Regions from separate parts of the Homo sapiens genome. Here region 1 is linked to region 2. The links are chromatin contacts, found by Hi-C or POLR2A ChIA-PET in ENCODE. All regions are on one chromosome and are shown on one strand. The core of a region is the stretch at or near the end of the contact, and the rest is flanking DNA. Distances in the headings are between cores, read along the strand shown. Region 1 has its middle 36 kb from the start of SASH1. Region 2 overlaps SASH1 (SAM and SH3 domain containing 1).

The links. A loop is a pair of places that touch in the nucleus more often than their neighbours do. ChIA-PET counts read pairs that join two places held with the same protein, here RNA polymerase II (POLR2A). Pooled maps may share reads with other maps.
Region 1: a map of endothelial cell of umbilical vein shows a loop between it and region 2 (6-fold over the local background). The contact joins two enhancer-like sites. A Hi-C loop is called at or near these places in 1 of 168 maps with a recorded cell type or tissue (endothelial cell of umbilical vein) and 5 of 50 pooled maps. POLR2A ChIA-PET finds 5 or more read pairs at or near these places in 4 of 52 experiments (H1, IMR-90, WTC11 and 1 more).

What each region holds. Positions count from the first base shown.
Region 1 is chr6:148,305,568-148,308,267 of GRCh38, forward strand. It overlaps a transcript of SASH1 not described here. Among named protein-coding and RNA genes, the nearest start is that of SASH1, 36 kb to the right of the region's middle. RefSeq lists an enhancer at 1,650-2,336 and a silencer at 1,886-2,180. Within about 2 kb of position 1,289, at least 5 of the 41 ENCODE cell types and tissues checked have a DNase peak (open chromatin) inside an H3K27ac peak, as active enhancers do.
Region 2 is chr6:148,463,636-148,466,335 of GRCh38, forward strand. All of the region lies in intron 4 of SASH1 (SAM and SH3 domain containing 1), which reads left to right. Among named protein-coding and RNA genes, the nearest start is that of SASH1, 120 kb to the left of the region's middle. Within about 2 kb of position 1,301, at least 5 of the 41 ENCODE cell types and tissues checked have a DNase peak (open chromatin) inside an H3K27ac peak, as active enhancers do.

The sequences.
Region 1 (2,700 bases), core at 39-2,538, 160 kb before region 2:
AGCCAAAGATCGTGCCATTGCACTCCAGCCTGGGCGACAGAGCGAGACTCTGACTCAAAAAAAAAAAAAAAAAAAAAGAAAGAAAGAAAGAAAAGAAAATGATCTCTCTTTCAGTCAGGATTCAGCATTTAAACAACTGGCAGACCCAGTGAGTTTGACAAGAGTCAAATAAGGGGACTATTTAACAGAGCTGTGGGCAGGATTAAAGAACAACCAAAGATAGTGACGCACCAGAAACTAGCAACATCAGAAAGCCTTTCCTATGCTTAAGTCTGAAGGAGAAATTCGAGGAAACGGTTGTTAAATCAGGTACCAGAACGTTTATGTTTTAGAATAACTCAGGGAGTACAATGGGAATGTCCATGGCACAAAGAAATGATGAGTGCTTGAGGTGATGAGCCCCATTTATCCTGGTGTGATTATTATATGCTTGTATCAAAATATCTCATGTGCCCCATAAATATATACACCTACTATGTATCCATAAAAATTCAAAATTAAAACAATTTTAAAAAAAGAAAACAGAACCCTGGAAGAAGGAGTTACCTCTACTGATCCCTGGCCTTAGAGGGATGTAGCAACTGCTAAAACTTTGGCAGGTGGGGGGCACAGGTAAGAATAGACATAAATACCCTACCTACTTCTTTCTCTTTCCACTCGCTTGTTCTCTCTGCCATTGACCCAACCCAAAAGAAGCCAGAGAACCAGGAAGTCAGGATGCCATCTATAGATGTCCGCCTCTAAAGGGACAGATGGCAGAGATAGATCTGAGGGGAAGATGGAAATTAACCAGCACAAGTCTTCCAGCCAGGGCCACAGGCCTCTGAGCCCCAAGGTTCCAGGCCTCAGCTGGGTCCCAGGGAAACTCTTGTTGATTGGCAAGACTCTTCACCCACTGCCACTTCCTCTATTGCTGAGGTTGCTTTCTGCTTCCAATATTTTGTGTTCTCAAAGCAGCTGCTACTTCAACCCACACTAAGTTTCTCCAGGGAGTCTTCAATCTTGCTGTGGTAGGGGAGGCATCCATCCACACTCCTACTTACAGCCCCTCTTTTGTTTTATTGAAGCAGTCTTTCCCTCCTATTCGCACAGTCTCCTCTCCCTAGAAACACACACAAGATTCTCCCGAGCTGAGACAGGGTCAGGTTTTCTTCTTCATTCCTCCTTTCCCCCTGAGAAAGAGGCTGTAGAACACATCACCCAACAGCCCATGCAGAACCCCTGTGTCTCAGAAACCAGCTGCACTCAAGAATTGGGAGAGCTTCATCCTGGCCACAGGAATGGGAATGTACCTCTAGGAACTCACTCTGTGCAATGTGCTCAAGCAGAGGTGGGTCAGATGACCAGGCCTTGGTATTTGTAAACATATAGGGTGACAGTTCCTCTTAGTCATCCTTGAGTGACCCAGAGAACTGGCTGCTTGTCACATCCTCAGCACAACCTACCTTTCTCTTTCTTTTCTTTCTTTCTTTCTTTCTTTCTTTCTTTCTTTCTTTCTTTCTTTCTTTCTTTCTTTCTTTCTTTCTTTCTCTCTCTCTGTCTCTTTCTTTCTTTTCTTTCTTATTTTTTGAGACAGAGTCTCGCTCTGTCATCCAGGCTGGAGTGCAGTGGCTCAATCTTGGCTCACTGCAACCTCCGCCTCCCAGGTTCAAGCGATTCTCCTGCCTCAGCCTCCTGAGTAGCTGGGATTACAGGTGTGTGCCACCATGCCTGGCTAATTTTGTATTTTTAGTGGAGACAGGGTTTCGCCATGTTGGTCAGGCTGGTCTCAAACCCCTGACCTCGTGATCTGCCTGCCTCGGCCTCCCAAAGTGCTGGAATTACAGACATGAGCCACCGCACCTGGCCAGCACAACCTTTATAGGCAACTGGAGAGGAAGCTGGGAGCCCTACCCTAAAAGAGCTTACAGTATAATGAGGTGCCAAGCCCATTAAATAATAGCATCCTCCTGGAACAAGATATTTATGAAACAGGTTCCGTGGCTGCCCCAAGGCTCCAAGCATCTGATTGTATTTATTGTTATTCCACCCCTTGCTGATCCCAGGCTTCAAAGGTTGATGTATGACTGATCCTAAGAATCCAGCCCTACCAGAATGACCTGTCATCTCCCTTCTGCTGCTTGTTGAATTAGGCAGCTGCTTGTTGAATTAGGTTATTAAAATGTCTGCTCAGCCTCTTAGTCAACTTAACTTGGCTTTATTTTGGTGGAAAGCAAATCACTTAGTAGAATTTTGCTTAATTGGTCACTTGGCTCAGGGTTTGATGACTTTTCCAGTAATATTTGCACGACAAATATATTTTATTTAATTCTTTTCTGAAATAATTCAGCTGACTCTGAATGGTCAAGATGTGCAAAGCACTGAAGAGGCGCCATGATCCTAGCAGGAGATCTATGGTAATATGAGGGCAGAAAACACGGAAGAGAGACAGCCTGAACACTCACAGGTTTACCATAGAGATAAGCAAGAAGTATAACCAGCCACTGTGTCCTCACTATCTTTTTGATCTCTTTCTTGGGTATCTCTGGATCCATCTTTTTCTCTGGATTTCTAACCTCCATGTCCCTCTTTCACTTCTTCTGTGGTGTCTCACATGTGTTTGTGTACGTGTGTGTATGCATGCACACATCCAAGTGTATATATGTATCGCACCTTGGGCAAAATTTAATAATGGTGTTTTGCCACAGTTAAAAAGATATT
Region 2 (2,700 bases), core at 51-2,550:
AGTCAGAGCTTAGAGTATGCAAGTCACTTACAAATTCTTATCTGCAGCTCTAGACTCACATGTCCAACTGTTTCTTTACTGTCTGCACAGGGATGTTTAATAAGCACCGCACACTTAGCATGTCCAAAGGGGACCTCTTGTTCCCTCCCCTGCTGTTCCCCTGCCCAGCTTTCCCCATCTGGGGAAGTGAATGTTATTTCATTATTTAGGTTTCTGCTCAGAGAAGCCTTCTCTGTCCCATCACCTCAACTTCTCCTCACTCCTTGACTCTGCAGTCGCCCTTCTTGAATCTGTCTTGTTTATTGCTATGTTCTCAGGACCTCAGAGGATGCCTGACTCCTACTGAGAGGTGAATAAATAAATACTGAATGAAAGAATGAGTGAAAATGAATACACAAAGCAATTTAACAAAGAATTTGTTAAAGACAGAGGTAGGAGGAAAGAAACCAGTTCTGGGGATACTGTCTCTTAAATTATTTTTATTTTTCAATGGGATTGATAAATTCCTTAATGTAGGAATTTTCTTAAGTGAATTTTGCCTTCAGGAACAGCTAAAGCAGTTTAGGGATCTTGAGGAAAAATGTTGACACTTAAGCAGATAGATTTGGGGTCTTAATAGTAGGAGTTATTGATGAACAAATATTTGCTAAGGTTCAGTTCTGAGACTTTAAATCCAATACTTGATGATAATTAAATGTTTAAATGGATTTTTAAAGCACAGCAGAATATTAATTATTGCTTCCTGGTCATCAAAATCCATGCTGAAGTTACCATACTTTTTACCCATTGACAATGAAAAAGATGAGTCCAAAGAGCAGATCCAGCTCCAGCGCCCACCATCCTCAGGCCTGGGGCTTCTGGCTGGAGGAAGGAGGTACTACTACCAGGAGGCCTCTTTGGAGCTGACGTCTGAGCATTAATTTCTTCCACCAGGAGATTAGTAAATGACCCCTTCCACCTGCTGCCATCCACTTTTGGACTTGGGTTATATCATTGATTTTTGCTCCTGCTGGATGAATTGTAATAATCATTCTCAAGGAGAAAGGAGATGGCATTTTGCACTGCTTCTATGCCAGCTTCTGTTTGCAGGGAGAAAGTCACTGCATCCAAATTCACACATTGAATTTGGATTCAACGTAAAATTCAAAGGATTGTAAATTTGATGAGTTGGGGAGCCTCACGCTTATGAAACATGGGCTTGTTATTCTTTGGCCAGCATCTAGGTGGTGAACTTGTGAAATTTTAAAAACAAAATCCCACTCACCACAGCAAGATGAATAAAGAAACTACAGTGCCATCTGCTGGCATCCTGGGGAAGTTCAAGCAATGCCTGGGCCAAGTCCAAACCGGAGGATAAAATTATTCAAAGTGTGTGGTAGTTTGAAGACAGTAGATTAAAAATAGTGAAAATATTGTCAGTCATCATTTCAGAGAGGAAAATGCAATCACATTTTGTGCTAATGGTGTAGCAGTGGGAGCGTACATTTTTCTGCAGTGTACTTTTTGAAGTATTTTGATGACTTTTAGGGAAAGTAAAAATTCACAATTTGTGTTTTCACTTATTACATAATAAGTTTTATCCTGAGGTGGGGATATTTGGTCCATAGCAGTTAGGTCAAGACTTCTCTAGTCCTGGCCGGTCACGGTGGCTCATGCCTGCAATCCCAGCACTTTGGGAGGCCGAGGCGGGCAAATCACCTGAGGTCAGGAGTTCAAGTCCAGCCTGGTCAACATGGTGAAACCCCGTGTCTACTAAAAATACAAAAATTAGCCAGGCATAGTGTCATATGCCTGTAGTCCCAGGAGGCTGAGGCAGGAGAATCGCATGAACCTGGGGGTGGAGGTTGCAGTGAGCCGAGATCGCATCACTGTACTCCAGCCTGGGCAGCAGAGTGAGACTCTGTCTCCAGGAGAAAAAAAAAAAAAAAAAAGACATCCCTAGTCCTTAGGGTGAGGACAAAAATACATATGGGGCTCCCTGTCCCTCTGGTGGCCCCTTACAGAAAACATGTTTAACCAGCTGCAGACCCCAGCCCGCTGAAGTAAGGTGGCAGCTGCACAGTCCCATGACTTGAAGTGCAAAGTACAGCACAGTAAGATTTTTTAAAAAAATTAAGAAGCTAAACTTAGCAGAAACCCTTCTTTCTTTCTGAAGGATTTCCTGCCTCAGTCCCCAGCCAACTAGCTTGCTCTTATTTTGCTCCCACTTCTCCCGTGGCCCTGAGCATGTTACATTTGCTGCTTCTCTTCCTCATTCTTCTCCTCCCCTTCCCCCTCGTCATTTCTTATGCTTTTTTGTTCCTGTCTCCCTCCGTCTCTAACCTGTGGCTCCCCTTCCTTCGTGTTCATCCATGTACCTTACTTGTGCGTTGTTCAGTACATTTTGGCTGAAAGATTTAAATTTTGAAATGGCTACCTCCTAAAAGCCTTGCAGGTAAATACAGGTATTTTCATTTTTGTGTGGATAGGAGGAAGGAGAGTAGGTCCTAGCCATGTTTTGGCACAATTTGGTGATAAGTGAGATTTTCCTTACATGTTCTGTATTCACAGCACAGGAATAAGGGGAAATAACTAGAATTCAAAACTAGCTCTTGTCCTCTCTAGCGGTTTCTCCCCTGATTCTGTTCTTAGCTCCGACTCTCCCTTAGTTTACAATAGAAAGCTTTCAGATTTTTGTGCTGGTCATCAACAGTTCTCTGC